2 separate regions of the Homo sapiens genome follow, and region 1 is linked to region 2. Evidence: read pairs that join two places in POLR2A ChIA-PET (ENCODE). Cell type or tissue: A673. All regions are shown on one strand. Links, peaks and the distances in the headings refer to the core of each region. The heading gives the core; the rest is flanking DNA.

What was found. Peaks named below come from ENCODE experiments on the same cell type or tissue, not always from the same donor. Only the 100,000 strongest peaks of a DNase experiment are listed, where the experiment ranks them.
Region 1: POLR2A ChIA-PET joins it to region 2 with 8 read pairs; 2 of 35 experiments call an interaction of 5 or more read pairs at or near these places.

What each region holds. Positions count from the first base shown.
Region 1 is chr16:67,296,647-67,302,016 of GRCh38, forward strand. KCTD19 (potassium channel tetramerization domain containing 19) reads right to left here. Exons shown (of 16, transcript NM_001100915.3): 5 at 5,145-5,276; 6 at 2,717-2,927; 7 at 857-1,017. Among named protein-coding and RNA genes, the nearest start is that of PLEKHG4, 20 kb to the left of the region's middle. In A673, for the core only: no CTCF peak of the experiment used is centred there; no DNase peak of the experiment used is centred there.
Region 2 is chr16:67,021,668-67,027,037 of GRCh38, forward strand. No RefSeq gene overlaps it. Among named protein-coding and RNA genes, the nearest start is that of CBFB, 4.8 kb to the right of the region's middle. In A673, for the core only: no CTCF peak of the experiment used is centred there; a DNase peak (open chromatin) is centred at 3,304; H3K27ac peaks cover 1,207 bases.

The sequences.
Region 1 (5,370 bases), core at 316-5,315, 280 kb after region 2:
GTCATGGAGCCAACTCTCATCAAATCCCTGTCACTTTTATGAGACTAAGCCTCTAGGCATGTCTGGAGAATGGGGGCTGTATGCTGGAAAGATGAACCCATAACCCTTTTCCTGGAGATGACTATATGTAGGCCTTGTTCTGATGTTTGGGAAGCAGTTTCTAATGAGCTCTGTAATGAATGAAGGGTATATAACTAGATTATATAACCAAGAGATAAGATGTATAGAACTAGACCGTGAACTCCAGGAAGAAAGGGACTAAGTCTGTGTTGCTTACTTCTGTGCCGCCAGTGTCTACTGCTGTCCTGGTATATGACCGGTACTCAATAAATGTTGGATGCTGCTAAATGATAGTAATACAGCTTAAACTTTGTCCCCCAAATTTTTGGTAATAAGAAGTTATAGGCAGCTGGTGAAAACAACATTAGCTTTGGACTCAGTCAAACCCCAGCTTGACCACTGTGTAACTTGAGTGAGTTTTCTTCTCTGAACCTATTTTTTGGCTGTTAAATGGACCCAGGGACAGCTCTGTTTAACAGAGGAGGCTCCTCCCTGCATGGCTGTGAGAAGCACAGCAAGTCAGCTCCCAGGGTCAAGGCAGGCCTGCCCTGGGGGTCCTGCGTGGCCCCAGACTGGGTAACAGCCCTGTCTGCTGCTGGAGACGAATTGTGGGCTTGGAGGTGAGGAGGGAGCACTTAATATGAAAGTTTCCCTTTTGTAAAAATCCAAAATATTGGCCTGGCTTTCCCCTCCTCCTCCATCTACAGTTCCTCGTCCTGGCCACATCATCTATTCCCTCCAATCTCCCAGATACTCCCCTGATGCTAAATTCAAACCTAGAAGCTTTCTCACTTACTGAGCACATCCATGGGTGCCAAAGTCCTTGGCTCCAGATGAGTCTTCAAAGCAACTTTGATTGGCTCGTAGGTGATGTCCCTTTTGTCTAGGAAGGCACAGAGCTCATATACCTCGGAAATGGTCTCTGTCAGGGGCAGCCGGCAAGTCCCCAGCCAGTTCCTGCCCAGAGGAAAGGTCTGTCATGAAGAACATCAGCATTGTACCCCAAGAGAGTCGAGCCTGTAAACTTTCCATGCCTAGGATGCCTTGCCGCAACACTGGCTTAAATCAGGCATCATTAACATCGTTTCCTTGTATTTTTTTTTTAGATGGAGTCTCACTCTGTCGCCAGGCTGAAGTGCAGTGACGCAATCTTGGCTCACTGCAACCTTTGCCTCCCAGGTTCAAGCAATTCTCCTGCCTCAGCCTCCCAAGTAGCTGGAACTACAGGCACCCGCCACCACGCCTGGCTAATTTTTTGTATTTTTAGTAGAGACGGGGTTTCTTTTTTTTTTTTTTTCTTTTTTTGAGACGGAGTCTAACTCTGTCACCCAGGCTGGAGTGCAGTGGCGCGATCTCGGCTCACTGCAAGCTCCGCCTCCAGGGTTCATGCCATTCTCCTACCTCAGCCTCCTGAGTAGCTGGGACTACAGGCACCCGCCACCATGCCCGGCTAATTTTTTGTATTTTTAGTAGAGACGGGGTTTCACCATGTAGGCCAGGATGGTCTCAATCTCTTGACCTCATGATCTGCTTGCCTTGGCCTCCCAAAGTGCTGGGATTACAGGTGTGAGCCACCGCGCCCAGCCCGTTTCCTTGTTTTAACTGGAAATCTGTTTAACCTTGTAGGAGAGTAAGCCTGGACAACCGGTCACATTTTTGGAGCTGAGCTTGACTTATTTCAGCAAAGCCCTCTAAATGGACTAATTTCATGTCTCCAGGCCGTGTTTCCGGTTCCAGGGCCAGCCCAGGGCCCAGTCGCTCCCTTCTTGCCTCATACGCATCTGCCCAAGACATCTCAGTCACTGTGTTGCAGCCTGCCACGGTCTTGGAAAAAGGCTGGGGTCTAAACATCAACCCCCTTCTCCAAACCCTCCCTTCCAAGGCACTTGTCTTTGCCCTCTGTGACATCAGGGTGGACATCTCTGAAAGATATGGACTTTATGGGCTAAAAGAGCCCAAAACAACAATATTGGGAAAAGACAGCATTCAGGGTCAGCTGACCCTCTCCCAGGGGCTCCAGAAAACCCACTTCTACCTTCCATTTTGGTGCCAGTCTGTTTTGTGACCCTCAGAGAGTTGCTCTGCTGTTCTGCACCTCAGTTTGCCCATCTACAAAACAGGGTTGGATTCCTTGCCCCTGCACTAATGAGGACATCCTGAGCTCATCCCATAAGGCAAAGGCTGAGGATCAGCACCTCTGGGAAGCCTGGCCTGGCCTGGCCTGCCCTGCCCTGCTTCTAAGGGGGCTCACCCCTGGCTCTGGCCATTCTGTGTGTCCAGTGAGCCTCCCAAGAGTGGCGGAGGACCTTTGTAGAGGGGTCTGCACAGGGAGGTACCCAGCTCCCTGACTGTGGCCTGGTCACCTCAGACCTAGCACAGGGCTAGAACCAGGGAAATGGACTGCAGAGGACAGAAATAGGAAATGGTCTGAAGCCTTTGAACCTTGGCAACCCTTGTACCTTGGCACTAGCCCTCTCCTTTGAGGCCCTAACCTGGTGGTAGTGTGGCGGTGCTGGTGATGGTAATGGCTAAAATGATGGGCTGGCCCCAAGGACACACTTCACCTCTGGCTAGTGGGAAAGGCCCCAGGTTATTCCTAGAGGGAAGGGCAGAGCCAAGGGTGATGGGACTCAGTGTGCCCTAAGGAGGACCTCACTTGACGTGCTGAAAGAGGACGCCATTCCCTGTGATGTACAGTCGGCTTCCGTCTAGCGTGCTCTCGATGCGAAGCTGGCCCAGCGCAGAGTCCGGGTACTTGACCAGCAGACCCAGGGCCATTGTGTAGAGCGGTTTCACGGACTCCAGGCTGGCTGTGCGGGCCCCCTTCCCGGGGCTCAGGGGAGAACAGGTGGTCGGGGAACAGCCACCTGTGTCAGAGAGAAAGGGGTGACTCCTAGGCCCCCCATGGTCATAGCTGGATTGGAGGCTTTGGGGCTCGGTTCCTACTGCTGCCTCCATTGTACCGAGGAGGCTCAGAGGAAGGATATTTCTTTGCACAGTCCAAATCAAGATCTTCTCAAAATTAGTATAATTTTTTTGTATACTCAGGCTTAGAAGTCATAACTATTTGTTGGGAGGTGAGTTGGGAGTGGGGGGATTCATTTGCTGTATCACTAGCATCTGAATTTCCTAAGTTTCAGGAAAGCAGCCATCTGGCCCTAGCCTCTGCAGGAGTCTTCATTAGTTCCAAGCTCTTCTGTAACCATCCAAAGGTAAAGAACGGCAACCATGGCCTGGAAACTCAATGTGTGTTACAGGCTTCCTGGATTCACAGCCCCTGTTGCTGGCTCTCCTGGGCAGAATTTCCCCCAGAGACATACTGTGTGGCATTATTTTCAGGGTGGGTATTTGGGTTGCTGGTTTATGGATGGGACCTTTTTCTCCTATAGTGGGCCTAGGGTACAGTCCAGAGAATACAGTTATCACAGCCTTCAGGACCCTGCTCCCGTGGCAACAATGTGCCAGTGGGCACACTGCTGGGGGATGTTCGTGGATCATCTCCAATCCTCAGAGCAACCCTGCAAGAGGGGATAGTGCTATCATCATTTCACGTTGAAGAACCTGCCCTGAGAGGCTAATGAAGTATCTTGCCCTAAACTGCAAAGCTAGGCAGGGGCAGGGCTAGGATTTGAGGTCAGCTCTGTCCAGCTCCAAGGTTACCACAGCTGTTTCCCTTATTGTGATGCTTTGTAGAAAGCTAAAGCCACCCTTTGTGTTTGAGGAGTGCTGCCAGCTCCCAGAGCCTGGCTGTCAACACACTTCCTCCATCTTTGCATTGCTCTGTGGAGCAGGGACTACGCTACCATCTCACAATGATCTATGTTCTCTGAGGAGTAGAAGGCTTTGAGGGAAGGGGCTGAACTCACACCATCTTAAGCGGATTATAAGGCCCTGGGACAGGGTCCTGAGACCTGCTGGAGCATGCCACTCCCCACAAAGAGGATGGGTTTCTTTTTTGAGAAGGAGTCTCACTCTGTTGCCCAGGCTTGAGTGCAGTGGCATGATCTCGGCTCACTGCAGCCTCCACCTCCTGGGTTCAAGCGATTCTCCTGCCTCAGCTTCCCAAGTAGTGGGATTACAGGTGCGTGCCACCATGCCCGGCTAATTTTTGTATTTTAGTAGAGATGGGGTTTCACCATGTTGGCCAGGCTGGTCTCGAACTCCTGACCTCAAGTGAGCCACTTGCGTTGGCCTCTCAAAATGCTGAGATTACAGGCATCAGCCACCAGCGCCTGGCCAAGAGGATGGGTTTCTATTTGTCTGGGAGAAGGCTGGGAAATCTATGCCTGAAGATAAGGAAAGGCCTGATTGCCATGGGATAAATGTCTGGTGATGTCCAGGCCAAACTTCCCATGTGCAATGCAGTTCTACACATTCTCGGGATGGTGGCTGAAGCCATGCTCAGGTAGCTTGCGCCCTATAACATGCACAGTAGCTTCCATGGAGGTGGAGTTGGGAAATGGAATGATGAACAGCCCTGAGGAAACCATGAGGGGAAGAACAAGCTGGAATGAGGTAGGGCTGGGAGCACGAAGGCCTAGGCTGGACAGGGGTCAGCAAGCGTCAGGAATAGGCAGAAACAGGCACAGCAGCCGGGGGTTTCCACGTGAGGTGACGAGGGAATTTGGGGGTGGATGAGATGCATGAAGCACTGAGCATTTCCCACACCTCCAACCGTGCCTGGAAGAGGAAGGATGGGAGTGGCTGGTGGGTGCTCTTAGTCCCCACCACTTTCACAAGCAGGGCAGACCTCCCCTGCCCCTGAGAAGCCTGCCTTCAGGCCCAGGACATTCCAGCCTGGCTCCCCACCCAGGCTGGGCTCCTCCTGATCCAGGCTGGGCTGGGCTTTCTACACCCCTGGCTGGTTGCCCACTCCCCACCCTCAGTGGGAAGGCTGAGCCGGCAGGGCAGCACACAGGGTTTCAGGCTGTGAATCCTCTTCTTGGATTCAGAGTCAGCCAGAAAACCCAATCCTCTCACTAACCCCCAAAGCCCGAAGTGATTGTGGGAGGGAAGATTGTTCTTGGCTTTTCCAGGTCAAGCCAAGACTGTCGAGGGGGAGCCAAGGTTTCCTGGCGACATACCCATGTTCATCCGGTACCACCTTACGGCTTCAGTGAGTGCAGGGATTTCCAGAATTTCCACTTCTGCTTCTAATACATCAATGTTGGAGAAATTATCCGGTAGTAAAATCTTCTGTGAGCGAAGAAAATTCACTTGAAAAACAAAGGGGAACACAGTGAGTTAATGAGGCTATTTCTGGTTTAGCTGTAGGTCCTGGTTTTGGCAGGTTTCTGGTGCTGTAACTTA
Region 2 (5,370 bases), core at 293-5,292:
ATAGTTTAGAAAGCCTTGTCAGAGGCCTCTGAATTACATTTTTTTTTTTTTTTTTTTTCTGAGACAGTGTCTCACTCCATTGCCCAGGCTGGAATGCAGTGGCACGATCTCAGCTCACTGCAACCTCCACCTCCCAGGTTCAAGTGATTCTCCTGCCTTAGCCTCCCAAGTAGCTGGGATTACAGGCATGTGCCACCACCCCCAGCTAATTTTTGTATTTTTAGTAGAGACAGGGTTTCACCATGTTCGCCAGGCTGGTCTCAAACTCCCGACCTCGGGTGATCTGCCCGCCTTGTCCTCCCAAAGTACTGAGATTACAGGTGTGAGCCACTGCCCCGGCTCGAACTACTCTTTTTTTTTTTTTTTTTTTTAAAGGCGCTTCACTCTTGTTGCCAAGGCTGGAGTGCAATGGCGCGATCTCAGCTCACTGCAACCTCCGCCTCCCGGGTTCAAGTGATTCTCCTGCCTCAGCCTCCCGAGTAGCTGGGATTAGAGGCATGCGCCACCACACCCGGCTAATTTTGTGTTTTTAGTAGAGACAGGGTGTCTCCATGTTGGTCAGGCTGGTCTCGAACTCCCAACCTCAGGTAATCTGCCCGCCTCGGCCTCCCAAAGTGCTAGGATTACAGGCATGTGCCACCGCGTGTGGAATTATTATTATTATTATTATTTTTAGACAGGGTCTGACTCTGTTGCCTAGGCTGAAGAGCTGCAGTGGCACAATCTCAGCTCACTGCAGCCTCGACCTCCCCACCTCAGATGATCCTTCCACCTCAGCCTCCTGGGTAGCTGGGACTACAGGCTTGCACCACCATACCCAGCTAATTTTTTGTATCTTTTTGTAGAGATGGGGTTTCATCATGCTGCCCAAACTGGCCTCGAGCTCCTGGGCTCAAGCCATTCACCTGTCTTGGCCTCCCAAAGTGCTGGGCTTACAGGCATGAGCCACTGAGCCTGGCCTCTCTAAACTACACTTAATGAAGAGTGTGAATTGGTCTGGCCAAGAAAGGGGAGAAAGACAAGCTAGACAGAGGGAAGTTAGCCAGGCCTGGAGCAGACCAAAGCTGAATTCCTTGCCTATTTACTCAGTAGTGTCATCTCAAGGAAAAGAACGATTGTCTGCTTTCTAAATTGCCCTTTTTGTGTTCCTGGAGGGGAGGCAGGCTGGTGAGGTGTCCGTGGGCTAGTAATTATTTCTGCTTATTTACAAGGTAATATTACAGCATGATGAGAAAGCCTGCCTGTTTTGATGGTTCCAAGCTTGGAAAGTTTGGGAAAGAATCCAAGAACATGGCAGGTTATCAAGGCGTTATCAGCTGGGACACAAAAGGAGAGAAGGTAAAAGAGGCATTTGGATTCCAGAGTCAATAATGAGCCAGAAGTGAGTGTTGAATTATTCAACCTCCTGTATTGATCCATTGATCTCTATCTGCAGCTCTTGGTTTATTCTTGGTTGGCATTTCCTGTGTCTCAGACACTGATAAGAGAAATGGAAGGAGGAGGAGGAACAGATTCTTAAGACTCAAGAAAAGAGAAGAGGTGATGTCAAAGAGAAATTTGGCAACATACATCAGGAATCTTAAAATGTCCATATCTTTTGACCTAGTGGTTCTACTTTTGGAAATTGATCCTAAAAATACTATCCAGAACTTTTTTTTTTTTTTTTTTTTTGAGGCAGAGTCTCACTCTGTTGCTTGCCCAGGCTGGAGTGCAGTGGCGCGATCTTGGCTCACTGCAAGCTCCGCCTCCCGGGTTCACGCCATTCTCCTGCCTCAGCCTCCTGAGTAGCTGGGACTACAGGCGCCTGCCACTATGCCCGGCTAATTTTTTGCATTTTTAGTAGAGGCAGGGTTTCACTGTGTTAGCCAGGATGGTCTCCATCTCCTGACCTCATGATCCGCCCACCTCGGGCTCCCAAAGTGCTGGGATTACAGGCGTGAGCCACTGCACCCGGCCTGTATGTCCTAAATGTTCTACAAAAAAAGTACAAGTTTTAAATAACTTTAAAAAGTTTTAAGGGTGAGGGGAGAGACCCTCATATGAAGGCTTCACAGTAAAGTAAACAAATTAGTGTAGAACTAAATCCTCCTAGAATCCAGGGGACTGCTATGTCCCAGGTGGGCTGACCATCTCCTTGGCCATAGCATGGAGCCAAATGAATAAATGGATGCTGTGGGGCAGTCATTCCATGGAGGACAATCAGAGGCCGGTGAACATATTTAAAGAAGAAGTACAGCCTGGACAACATAGTGAGACCCCATCTCTAAAAAAAAATTTTTTTTTATTAATTACCCAAGCATGGTGGCACCTGTAGTCCCAGCTACTTGCTACTTGCTACTCAGGAGGCTGAGGTGGGAGGATTGCTTGACCCCAGGAGGTCAAGGCTGCAGTAAGCCATGATTGCACCACTGCACTCCAGCCTGGGTGAAACAGGAAGACCCTGCCCCAAAAGAGAAAGAAAGAAGAAAGATGAGTTTTCCCAACAGAGAAACAGGAGGAAGTCATGGTATGGGCACGTAGGGAATGGAAACAGGCCAGTATGGCTGGATTGCAGGGTGCCATGGGGAGAAACGATGGGAGATAGTGTTGGAAAGTAGGGATTGTCAGGGGGTCATAAATGCTAGGCTGAGGGCCTTTGTCTTTCTGCCCCAAGTTTCTTCAATCTTGGGGGAGGGGTCTTAAGCAAAAGGGTGGTGTGGTTAGAGCTCATCCCAGCTCTCATCACATTATATTATTATTATTACTACCATTATTATTGTTATTACCATTATTTTTATTCCCTAGCCCCTTAGTCTAGTCTGTTTCCCATCACTTGTCAGAAACTAGGAGAGCAGGGGAGGGGAAGGGGAGCAGTCCAAGGCAGCCCTCTAAGATCATCAGCCAGGCTTCCTGACCCCAGCTTGGCCCTCTTCCCACCACAGTAGGCTCAGTCCTGCCATCCCCAGGCACCCAGACAAACTCCTCCACCCCCAACCCCCATGACAAAGAGGCTCATTTGGAGCCCGGGCAAGATTTGCAAACGTCAAACTTATAATTACAAGGATGAAATCATCTGGTTCCTTTTAAGCAAACGGGTTTATTGATCCCAACACTAAAGAAATGCTATTCTGGGGAAACTTGCTCCTCTCTGCTTTCCTTTCCCTATGGGATGGCTGAGCTGGGGGAGGGTGGCTAGAGGGCTCAGAAGGGGGAGATGCCCCTGGGAGGGAGGGGAGATTCTCTGGGCCCAAGGGTGGATTTTACGGTATATAAATTATATCTCAAAAAGAAAAAAATTCTTTAGGGCCCAGGAAACTGCCACACTTGGGCAGATGACACCCTCATCCTGAATTAAGGCCCATTGCCTTCTAAAAACTAGAAGCTGAGTGGAGCCAGGGTTTTAGGCAATGTGCCAGCCACTAATTTTCCTTGTCTCCCACTCCTCTCAAGTCTCATTTGTGGCTCCAGATCCTATTTCAGCTTCAAGATGGTACAATATTTTCTCAGTAACTGAAGGGAAACTATTTCCTTAGAAAAAATGCATCAGAGGCTCAGAGACTTCCTCTGTGAGGAGAGGCAAAGGTGGGTGGCTGCTGACACCAGACCTGGATAAAACCATCCTTTCTGCTGGGCCTGCAGAGGCAGGACATCTAGACTTTGACCTTCCAAGCCAAGAAGGGACAAACAGGCTCAGAGATAGGAATGCACAGTCCTCAAGGGCAGACCCACATCCTGCCACAAGGCCCAAAATAGAACCCCTTTCTTCAACCTGTGGGGACCCTTCTAGAACATGGTGGGGTGCTCCCAGAGGAATAACCCCAGACATAGCCTTCTATGAGTTTGCAGTTCAGTGAGGGCAGCAGGCAGGACTTTTGGTATCTCCACTAGGTCTCAGAGTAGAATGATTAAAATCACCACCCTGGGGTCACTTAACCCCTGTGAATCTCCGTTGGCCCATCTGTAGAATAGGATCAATAATACTAAACTTACAGGGTTGTGGTGAGGAAGGAATGAAGATGATGTATCCCAATGCTTAGCTAGTTTCTTTAGAGTCGGGGGAGGGTCTCACTCTGTTGCCTAGGATGGCCTCAAACTCCTGGCCTCAAGTGATCCTCCCACTTCCACTTCCCAAACTACTGAGATTACAGGTGTGCACCACCATGCCCAGCCCCCATTTTGTTATTTCAAATGGATCAGGGTCTCGTCACTGTCCTTTTTTACTTTTACTTTTTTTTTTTTTTTTTTGAGGCAGAGTCTTGCTCTGTCACCCAGGCTGGAGTGCAGTGGTGCAATCTCGGCTCACTGAAACCTCTGCCTCCCGGGTTCAAGTGATTCTCCTGTCTCAGCCTCCAGAGTGGCTGGGATTACAGGCACACGCTGCCACGCACAGCTAATTTTTTGTATTTCCGTGGAGACCGGGTTTCACTGTGTTGCCCAGGCTGGTCTCGAGCTCCTGAGCTCAGGCAATCCACCCGCCTCAGCCTCCCAAAGTGCTAGGATTACAGACGTGAACCATCGCTCCTGGCCTTATTTACTTTTTCAAAGTCTGTTTCCTCATCTCTCAGGAGACAGAAGACCTGACTTAGAAGATGGTTGTGTGGGCCGGGCGCGGTGGCTCACGCCTGTAATCCCAGCACTTTGGGAGGCCAAGGCGGGCAGATTGCCTGAGGTTGGGAGTTCGAGACTAGCCTGCCCTTCTCTACTAAAAATACAAAAATTAGCTGGGCGTGGTGGCAGGCGCCTGTAATCCCAGCTACTCAGGAAGCTGAGGCAGGAGAATCGGTTAAACCCGGGAGGCAGAGGTTGCAGTGAGCCGAGATTGCACCATTGCACTCCAGCCTGGGCAACAGAGTGAGACTCCGTCTCAAAAAAAAAAAAGAAAGTGGTTGTGTGAATTAACTGTGATAAGGTGCATGAAGGCACCCTGAACAGAGCTTCACAGTTGCACTAGGCAAGTGAGGGTTCCTGCGCTCTCCTCAGCTTCATTGTGTATTATCTACTTACCCACCCAAGATCAGCTTTAGGAGCCTGCAGGAGCAGCCACCCACCTAGGAAGTTAGGGAGATACTCAAGAGGAGGCCCTTGGTTGGCTTGAATCCTTACGAAAGGAAGATTCCAGATGACCGGACTTCAGATAATTCAGTCAGGTTTTGGGACGGTGGGGGCAGATGTTTCTTGGCACAGAAAAGACACCTCTAAGCCTCCATGAGTGGGCCTTAGTAGAGCTGGATCTTAGCAAACCCCCTTAGCAAACACCCATAGCATGGTGTCTGGGCCAACCCATACCCAACTCAACAGCTGCCAAAGCTGTTAGGAGCACAGACTTAAGTGTACCTTACATGGGTGAAAATTTCCTTTATAAATTTCCTTTAATTCTGTTTTTTTAAATAA